Regions from separate parts of the Homo sapiens genome. Here region 1 is linked to region 2. A link is a contact called in ENCODE Hi-C or POLR2A ChIA-PET data. All regions are on one chromosome and are shown on one strand. The core of a region is the stretch at or near the end of the contact, and the rest is flanking DNA. Distances in the headings are between cores, read along the strand shown.

Region 1 (4,772 bases), core at 2,005-4,504, 92 kb after region 2:
TTCAATTGTCATTTTCTTTTTTTTTTTTTCTTTTTTCTTTTTTTTTTTTTTGAGACGGAGTCTCGCTCTGTCGCCCAGGCGGGACTGCGGACTGCAGTGGCGCAATCTCGGCTCACTGCAAGCTCCGCTTCCCGGGTTCACGCCATTCTCCTGCCTCAGCCTCCCGAGTAGCTGGGACTACAGGCGCCCGCCACCGCGCCTGGCTAATTTTTTTTGTATTTTTAGTAGAGACGGGGTTTCACCTTGTTAGCCAGGATGGTCTCGATCTCCTGACCTCATGATCCACCCGCCTCGGCCTCCCAAAGTGCTGGGATTACAGGCGTGAGCCACCGCGCCCGGCCTGAATTGTCATTTTCAATGCATGTTTTCTGGTTGTATAAAAGCTTTCCCATGCAATAGGGCTGATGTTATAACAGTAGATTATAGTGTATTTTCACCAGACAAAGAAAACTTTTTATGATTCACTGAGGACAATCCCTTCACAATCTAGAACCTGCAGATTGGATCGTCTGAGAACACCAGAGAAAGAGAAAGACTGTCCTTGCCATCCACACTACAGCAAAACTTTGGAGCTTTAAACCTTGGGTTCATAATCTCACAGCTGAGAAGGGTCCCTCCACACTCCTGGAACTGTACATCCATTGGAACCCTTAAGGTAAAACTAACCAGAAAAGTTTCTCCCCAGAAGATGGCATCCTTGATTAGAATAGCTTTTCCCAAGATCATAGATCAAAACTTCTACTATCACAAGACTCTTATCTTTGAATATTTTTTCCTTGTTTATGCCTCTATGAACAATAGAAATTAAAAGTGGGTCTATTATATGCACTTATAGGGTATACTTTTATTTGTGAAGGATTTTGCAGCCAGCCTTAAACATGAATAACCTTATATTTCAATAGATAAAAGATGAAGGCCCAATGTAGGTAACAAACTTTAGTGGTACATACATTGCCTCATAATCAGTCAAAACTCCTCTTAACCCACATCATGGATTAAAGAGAACATTGACAAGAGGCCTTCACTCTTCTAGAAAGACATCCATTTGTTAGGTCCTTTTTCCATGGTTTAGAATAAAAGAGGCAATAATTTGAAATGTCTCCCTCATAATAGGCTCTACAGCAAATTCTACTTTAAAGGCTATCGTTACACAACAGACTTTAAATTCTCCTTTGAAAATTATACTAAGTAATAGAATTGGCTAAACAGAAAAGTACCTGTGCAGCTGTTGACACCTGTGGCCTATGGAGAAATACAGCAAATGTAAATTATAAACAATTCTGGCCGGGCGTGATGGCTGACACCCGTAACCTCAGCACTTTGGGAGGCAGAGGTAGGCGGATCCCCTGAGGTCAGGAGTTTGAGAGCAGCCTGGCCAACATGGCAAAACCCTGTCTCTACTAAAAATATGAAAATTAGCCTGGCGTGGTGGCAGGTGCCTGTAATCTCAGCTACTCAATAGGCTGAGGCGGGAGAGTCACTTGAACCTAGGAGGTGGAGGTTGTAGTGAGCTGAGATCGCCGCTGCATTCCAGCCTTGGTGACAGAGCAAGACTCCCTCTCACAAAATAAATACAATAAAAATAAATATCCAGTTGTAGGGGATTAGTGAAAAGACCACTTAGTCAAGCAAGGAGACTCTTCATCTAACTCATTCTTCAATCTATTTAATTTTAGGTGGTTTGGCTTATGGGGACCCTGGGTAAGGAGCATACTCCAAACTCTTGCTATTATCCGCCCGATAATGATAATAATAGTCTCCCTGGTGCACTGTATTCTCTCAAAGATTTTAAATGCTTGCATGCAGCCATCTCTACAACGTCAAATGATCTCTTTTCAACTGGAATAACAAAAACTGAAAGAAATGTGTGACCATGAAGGCACCGTAACCTATGAATGACATGCTGAGACCAGAAACCCAAAATGATGTAACTGAGAGTGGCGCTAAGGCCCTAAGTTCTGGTCACGCTGTCACCTAAGTAAGAACCTGGCCAAAAGTGAGGAATTTTTTTTTAAACAAAATCATGGGAGGCCATTATTTTGGACTGAGCTCATGCACTAGGCACCAACAAACCAAACCAAACTAAAATGGAGTCACTCATGCTAAATGTGACATAATCAAACCAAGGCTTTAAAAAAACACAAAATGCTAGAACAGACCAGGTTTTTTCTCCTGTAAACAGATGTTTCAGAATAAGGAGGTATCCTCTACTCAGCCCTTATTCTCTTCCTGCAAAACCCACTGTTCTACTGTTTCCTAGTGAGTTTCAAAACCATACAGGTACACTTATGACAGCGATAATAACATCAATGACCAAGGTTTTGGTCAATCTCTCAAAATTGAGAAAATGACCAAAACGGGGGAATTGTTAAGGCAAACTAAATATGGCCTGAGAAGGACTCTGTCCTTCTATATTTGAGTCCTTGTGGATGAACTGTAACATAGCTTAATAGTCAAACAAAATTGAAAACCTAACTTAATAGTATACACCTGTAACAATAACTGAGTGGTGGCCAATCCCAGCGGCCATACTTCAACCACTCACAGCCTGCTGAATGTTCAATCTGCGTTCAAATCAGGCAAACACCGAGCTGTAACCAACCTCACTGTTTCTGTACCTTACTTCCGATTCCTGTGCCTCACTTTGCCTTTTTTATCTATAAATTTGTTCTGACCATGAGGCACCCTGGGAGTCTGTGAATCTGCTGTGATTCTGGGGGTTGCCTGATTCGTGAATCTTCCATTGCTCAATTAAACTCCTTTATACTTAATTCGGCTTAAGTTTTTCTTTTATCAACAGAGTAAGCTCTCACTAATGAGTGGGCTGAGTGAAAACTGGAGGGATTTGTTCGTCTTTCTCAAGAGTAGTAGCTTCCAGAAGGAAGGGGCTGCTCTTCATTTACATTTCCCTTCCACTCCCATCCCTTAATGCCTAACATGCTGCCTGGCACATAGTAGGGGACTCAGTAAATGCTTGTTCTATGGATCAGTTCAGCTATGAAGTCTGTGTGAGCCAGTCCAGGTAAATTAGGAAGACAAGGATTTAGGACTGGGGCGAAAAGAGCCAGAACGGAAGAAGGACGCCAGGGGGAGCAAGAACCTACACTCTCCAGATATCGCGAGAGGTCCCGCGCTCGCCACGACACTGAGTGTTCTGTTTTGGGCGGAAGCGCTGGACGAGAGGAGGAATTACTCTAGGGTACAAGGCCTCGCCCAGGAGTGGGGGGTTGCTTCCGGGTCGCGCTCCCGGAAACAGGAAGTTGCCCATCCTCCTCGCCCGGCGGCAGCTGTCCCCGAGGCGGGAGGAGCCCGAGGGGCGCGAGCCCCGCATGTGAGTGACTGGGGCCCGAGGCTGGGTGGGGGGAGGCCGCCCTGTGACAGCCTCGCCGCGCCCGTCTCTGACATCCTCGCGCAGCCGCTTCTCGCCGCTGCTACCACCCTCTATCCCAGCGCGGATCCCTTTTCTCAGTCTCTCCAGTTTTGTAGACTGACAGCATCCCCTGGCAGCTCCCCCGGGGTCGACTCCCTTAAGACATCTGTCACTTTCTTTGACTCCGCCGGGGAGAGCAAAACGAGGTGGACCTTGCTTGAACTTGGTTCTCAGGCATCACAGCAGTGTCCATAACTTGAGCGTTGCTAATGAAGTCCAGATTTCTGCCCTTTTGACGGAATTTTTAAGAAATTAAGAGTAGATTCCCCACCCCCTTCTGAAAGATCTTTTTCTAATAATCGTTAGGGGGCAATAATTTTTTTTCTTTAAATGTGTACTTGGTATGTGATAAACCTGGCATCTTGGATTTCAGAAAGAAATATGACTTGGTTTCTTGACACAAGTAAAATAGTTGTTTGTAATCACCTCTTAGTAGAAGGAAATTTGCCTGCGTCGTGTTTTGTAGTATTTTAAGACTGTTAACCGTGCAGGCCACACTTTCTAGTCTCAGAGCCCTCATAGCCTTTGTATTCGCAAATATGTTTCTTTTAAAGTATTTAGTCATAAATCACTTTATAATAGAGACTACTTCCAGATACTTAGTATTCTGACTTTTCTGATGGCTCATTTGGTAGTTCCTGTGGTGGGATCTTCTATAGACGTCTCTCCCTTAATAAATTCGTTCATTTGAATTTGGGTTGTCAAAATTTCCCTCTAGGGAATAACATGCCTTTAAAATAATAACTAATAAATTCAATTCTGCTACATTGAAGTTTTGACTAAAGGTTCATGTAGCCCAACTTGCATACCAGAAAGAGGTCCTGTTTCTGTCAGACCTTTTCTGCCTTGGACTGAGGCATTTTTCAAGACCTGCTTTGAATACCTGTTCCTCCACAGCTACTCCACACACCAGAAACAATGTCCAAATGCTAGATTCCTAACCTGCTAACCTTAAACCCTCATCACATTGTTGCTACCTCTGCGTTTTTTTGTTTTTTTTTTTTTGAGACGGAGTCTCACACTGTCGCCCAGGCTGGAGTGCAGTGGCGTGATCTCTGCTCACTGCAAGCTCCGCCTCCCCGGTTCACACCATTCTCCTGCCTCAGGCTCCCGACCTCTGCATTTTTAAAAATGAATAAAATAATAAAACATAAAATGAATAAACCATGAGCCACGAGTTACATTCAATTAGTTCGGAATGATAATTTTAGGTCCTTTCTATAAATTTGTTCAACATTGATCTGATTCCACATCTGAGGTGAATTCCCACGTCTGTTCTTAGTTTTTTGTGTTTTCTCCATTTATCTCTGCTTTCAAGAAACACTATTTAGGGTGGGAGGTA
Region 2 (5,178 bases), core at 389-2,888:
GCATCCAGACTCACCCGGAGGCTTCCAGACCAGTGGTTCTCAAACTTTCCATCCAAAGACCACTTCTGTGGGCAAAAGACCTCATGGGCTAGCCACCCCACCTCACACCCAGCTGACCCCCAGCGTCCCGGGACAGTCCAGCTCTGAGCCACTCTGATGTGTCACGGGAGGGAGGAAGGCAGGAGGGCTGGTGGGCCCTCGCTGGCAGCTTGCCCAGGCTCCTTCCCATGGCTACCTCCCCTTAAATGCCTTGGCTGGGGTCTCCCTGGGAGTGAGAGATCCCAGCCGACTGTGCAGCTCCCCAGTGAAGTGGGCAACCAGATCAAGGTCCGTGAAGTCGGTCCACCCCAGCACATCCCTCCAGGAGGGCAAGTTCTTCGGCTGGGGCTCCACTCAGGGGAACTGAACCACCTCTTCCCCTGGTTAGATAGGACCCCCTCCTTCAGGCACCATCCCAGCCCACTCTAATGTTTGGGACTAAGCCAGAGGTGGGGGAGTCCCAGTGTAGTCAGGGGCCACTGGGAGGGAGAGGAAAATGTCGGCTTGTCCAGCAGCTCTGTGACTTTGGGCTCATTCCTGTACCTCTCTGAGCCTCAGTTTTCTCCCCTATATAATGAGCGTGACTGTATATACCACACAGTGCTTGGCACAGAGAAGGCCCGCAGTGAGCAGCATCCCCCTCCCTGCACCCTTTACTTCACAATTGTGCAACGCTGGTAAAATCCAGCCTCACACCTCAGGCCAGCCACAGGGCCACCAGCATGCTGTCTGTGGAACACACTTTGAGAACCACTGATGGAGCTCTTCCCAGCACCAGCTATTGGAGGGAGAGGCTCTCAAACAGAGGAGGCAGGGGAGGAAGGGAAGCCGGCCCTGGAGGGCTGGCAGGACAGCCCAGATCTCTCCAAATCAGGTGAGCAGAGCGGGGGCCACATCTGGGGCATCCCCTGCCACGGACAGGGGACAGTGCCTGCCAGGTTGTCCCCCTAGACTTGGGCAGCTGAGCTGAGTGCCTCAAAGCCCCTCCCCACCCGCTGGTCTGGTCCTCCATGGTAGTAAAGACATGATTTGTTTGCCCAGGGAGATAGAATCCTCCACGCCAGCCTCCTCCGCCCCATGTTTCTCCATCTGTTCCTCTCTTTGCCTCTGAGTCCTTCTTCTATTTCCGATCCTTCTTTCCCTCCTCTCCAGCCCCAACCTGCTCCCACCTTCTTGGCCTTCCTTTCTCTCTCTCCCTCCCTCCCTGTCTTTGTATCTCTGTCTGACTCCTGCTGCCTCCCCAGTTGCTGCTTCTCTACTCTCCAGGTGAATTAGCATCCATGCTCTCCCTGGGCTGTGAGCATCCCCGGGCCCGCCGGAGGCCCCTTCCCCACCTGCAGCTGGTCCAGTGGCATATCCAGCTGCTGCAACCTCAATTCCTGAGAGCTCTCAGGGAAGGCCAGGGGAGCTCTGCTTACCCCAACAAAATGCCCTTCTGCAGAGGCCCCTCCAGGCAGAGGTTCCCTGCCCTGCACACCCCCACCTCCAGCCCCAGTGGGCGAGTGGGCGTGAGAAAGAAGCCAGGGTGGGAACTCCCCAACCGGGAAAGAAGGGGAGGGAAGGAGGGGGAGGCTCTGCGTTGGCCACATTTGCATGAGGCCAGCCGAAGCCAGATGGTCAGGGTGGTGGAGTGAGGCTGGCCCACCGCAGCTGGCGAGCAAACGAGCAAACGTGAAAAGTGGGGATTCAGCTGGATCTACTCTGTGGTGAGGAGGAGGCGGACATCCAGCAGCCAAAACAAGGGAGGGGAACAGGGGGGAAAGGATAAAGACAGGGGAGGAAAGAGGGGGAGAGAAGGGTGGGGATTGGGGGCCTAGAGAAGCCAGGCCAGGGAGAGAGGAAGGGAACAGAGAGTGCCCAGCCCCGCTATTCATAGACAACATCCCCCACCTGTAAGCCCCACCCTCTCCCTGAAGTCCCAGGAGCCACTGGGGCTTGAGATGCCCAAGCTCTAGCTTGGATGGGGGAGGGGCCCACTGCCGAGTGGGGGCCTCTGTTCAGGGCCCAAAGAGCCTGGGTGCCTAAGGAGGAACCCAGGACTCTCTGTCCCCGGATCAGGGCCAAATTCGCAGTGATGGGAGCAGGGACGAGGCCCAGACTCTGAGGCCCCCTTTGCAGAGCTGGCTGAATGTCTAAGGACTCCAGGGCCAGAGATGTCTGGCAACGTACCCGTTGGACACAGCTGGCATGGGTTTGCCCGTCCTGGAATTCAGGCTGAATGCGCCTATCCTGTGGAGAGAGAGGGGGAGAGAGAGCATGCCATGAGCTGAGTACCCCCACCCAGACAGGCCAGCGCACTTGGCATCCAGATGCTTGGAGACAAGCGGCTGCTCTGGAAGTCATTAAAACAGGATCAAAGCCACAGGCCAGAGCAAGTGGAGTCCTTCTTCTGGGCAAATTCCTCTCCTTCAGTGGTTCTCAAGGTGGGATGCCCAGACCAGCAGCACCAGCATGTCCTGGGAATGTTATTAATAGGAATGTAAATTCCCAGGCCGAGCCCATACCCACAGGATCAGGAACTCTGCGGGGTGGAGCCCAGCAATCTTTGGTGACACTGGTACCTGCTGCAGCTTGGGAACCCCTGTTCTCCCTTTCCAGACTCCGCATCCAGACTGCAAGATGGGGAGACTGCTGGAAGAATCACATGAGATCATGATATGGGCTGAACTGTATCCCCCAAAATTCATGTATTGAAATCTTAATCTCCAGGTCCTCAGAATGTGACTATATTTGGAAATAGAGTCTTTTTTATTTTTTTATTTTCATTTTTATTTTTGAAACAGAGTCTCGCTCTGTCACCCAGGCTGGAGTGCAGTGGCGTGATCTCGGCTCACCGCAACCTCCACCTACCAGGTTCAAGTGATTATCCTGCCTCAGCCTCCCAGGTAGCTGGGACTACAGGCACGCACCACCATGCCCGGCTAATTTTTGTATTTTTAGTAGAGACGAGGTTTCACCATGTTGGCCAGGATGGTCTCGAACTCCTGACCTCAGGTGATCTGCCCACCTTGGCCTCCCAAAGTGATTGGATTACAGGCGTGAGCCACCATGCCCAGCCTGGAGATAGGGTCTTTAAGGAGGTAATTAAGGTAAAATGAGGTCATGGCAGTGGACCCTAATCCAATGGCTGGTGTCCTCATATGAAGAGGTGACTAGGACACAGAGGTGCACAGAGAGATGACAATCTGAAGACACAGAGATGAAAAAGAAGACAGCCATCCTCAGAAGACATGAACTCTGTTGACATCTTGATCTCCGACGTCTAGCCGCCAGAATTGTGAGAAAATCAATTTTTCTTATTTAAGCCACTCAGTTTGTGGTATTTGCCACAATGGTCCCAGCGAACTAACACAGATTTCACAAGCAAAACACTGACCCTCATGCCTGGCCCAAAATAGATGCCCAGTAAACAGGAGCTGTTCACAGGGTTTAGTCAGGAAGACAACTAAACTAAGATATGTGAAATCTTCGATGGGGTAAAAGGTCCACCTCCTCCTCCAACATTGCCGTCAACCTCTGTATTTTATTTTATTTTATTTTATTTTTGAGATGGAATCTCGTTCTGTCACCCAGGCTAGAGTGCAGTGGTGTAATCTCAGCTCACTGCAACCTCCGCCTCCTGGGTTCAAGCGATTCTCCTGCCTCAGCCTCCCTAGTAGCTGGGACTACAGGCATGTGCCACCACGCCAGGCTAATTTTTGTATTTTTAGTAGAGACAAGGTTTCTCCATGTTGGTCAGGCTGGTCTCAAACTCCCGACCTCAGGTGATCCACCCGCCTCGGCCTCCCACAGTGCTGGGATTACAGGCATGAGCTACTGAGCCCTGCCAACCTCTATATTTTAGAACTTGCTTGTCCTTTAAGGCTCAGTTTCAAAAGCCATCTCCATAGGAAGTCTCCCTCAATACTCCCCCACCCCCAGAGGGTGTTTCCTGTCACCAACGGTGGACCAGGTGAGATCAGGAAGGAAACAGACCCAAATGACTAGTGGCTTTGGACCCAGGCAGCTGGGAGTTGGGAAGCACAGACACCCTCCCTCATAGGGCATCTCCATCCTGGCAACCCAGGTAAAGCCACGGGTGGGGGTGCTGCTGGAAAGAGCAGATGCTAATGGGTATGCTACACTCAGCACATGGTTAACACTGAAGTGGGCACAGGGGCAGATGTTCCTAGAGAAAGAATATAAAATTACGAATGAAAACTGTTAGAAATAAGTCCTAAGAGGGAGGGGCCTAGCAAATATGAATGTGAATTTTGTATGCTTTTTTGCAAGAGGCCCTCAAATTCTATAAGCTATAGAGACCCCCAAAACAGGGGTTTTCCCCCATTCTCAATAAATGATAGCTATTTTCACTGTTTTCTAGGAACCCAGAGATGAGACCTTTTGGGGGCCAAGGAAACATTTCCGGGGGCCCTGAAGTTATCATGAGTTACTGGGGGTCACGGGCAAGGATCTGGAAGAGAGACCACACACACACACATTGCAGTTATTATTATTATTATTATTTTGAGACAGAGTCTCACTCTGTTGCCCAGGTTGGAGTACAGTAGCCCAATCTCGGCTCACTGCAACCTCCTGGGTTCAAGTGATTCTCGTGCCTCAGCCTCCAGAGTAGCTGGGACTACAGGTGTGCACCACCACACCCAGCTAATTTTTTTGTATTTTTAGTAGAGACAGGGTTGCACCATGTTGGCCAAGCTGGTCTCGAACTCCTGAGCTCAGGCGATCCATCGCCTTGGCCTCCCAAAGTGCTGAGATTACAGGCGTGAGCCACCGTGCCCGGTTCACACTGCAGTTATTGATCATGGTGAGGGGACAGCGTCCAGTGGGAACTTGGCAGAAGATCTGATGATCTCCCTTTCCCGGCCGCTTTGCCCTGTGGCCTGGATGCCTGTCCCAGTCTGCCCTCTCTTTCCTGGGCCCTGCCCACGAGTGTCAACCTAAAATAATCAAAAGCCTCGGGATCCAGTTAAATTAGTTTATTTAAATGCAAAGTGTGAGGGTGGCCGTCCAGAGAAATATGGACACCAAAGAATGGTGACCAGTGTTCCCCAGTGTGGGGAAAGGTAAGAATCGTTTATACAGGCAAGGGCCCTGCCCCTGGTACTTCCTGAGAAATAGGGACAAGAGAGGTCACCC

Evidence for each region. A loop is a pair of places that touch in the nucleus more often than their neighbours do. ChIA-PET counts read pairs that join two places held with the same protein, here RNA polymerase II (POLR2A). Pooled maps may share reads with other maps.
Region 1: POLR2A ChIA-PET joins it to region 2 with 17 read pairs in A673. The contact joins the promoter of C6orf89 here to the enhancer-like site in region 2. A Hi-C loop is called at or near these places in 1 of 37 single-sample maps with no recorded cell type and 1 of 50 pooled maps. POLR2A ChIA-PET finds 5 or more read pairs at or near these places in 10 of 52 experiments (A673, Caco-2, K562 and 6 more).

The regions. Positions count from the first base shown.
Region 1 is chr6:36,882,698-36,887,469 of GRCh38, forward strand. C6orf89 (chromosome 6 open reading frame 89) reads left to right here and starts at 3,255. Exons shown (of 9, transcript NM_001286635.2): 1 at 3,255-3,331. RefSeq lists an enhancer at 3,015-3,094 and a silencer at 3,315-3,494.
Region 2 is chr6:36,792,382-36,797,559 of GRCh38, forward strand. CPNE5 (copine 5) reads right to left here. Exons shown (of 21, transcript NM_020939.2): 7 at 2,209-2,268. Among named protein-coding and RNA genes, the nearest start is that of CPNE5, 44 kb to the right of the region's middle. RefSeq lists enhancers at 1,076-1,742, 1,743-2,407. Within about 2 kb of position 1,639, at least 4 of the 41 ENCODE cell types and tissues checked have a DNase peak (open chromatin) inside an H3K27ac peak, as active enhancers do.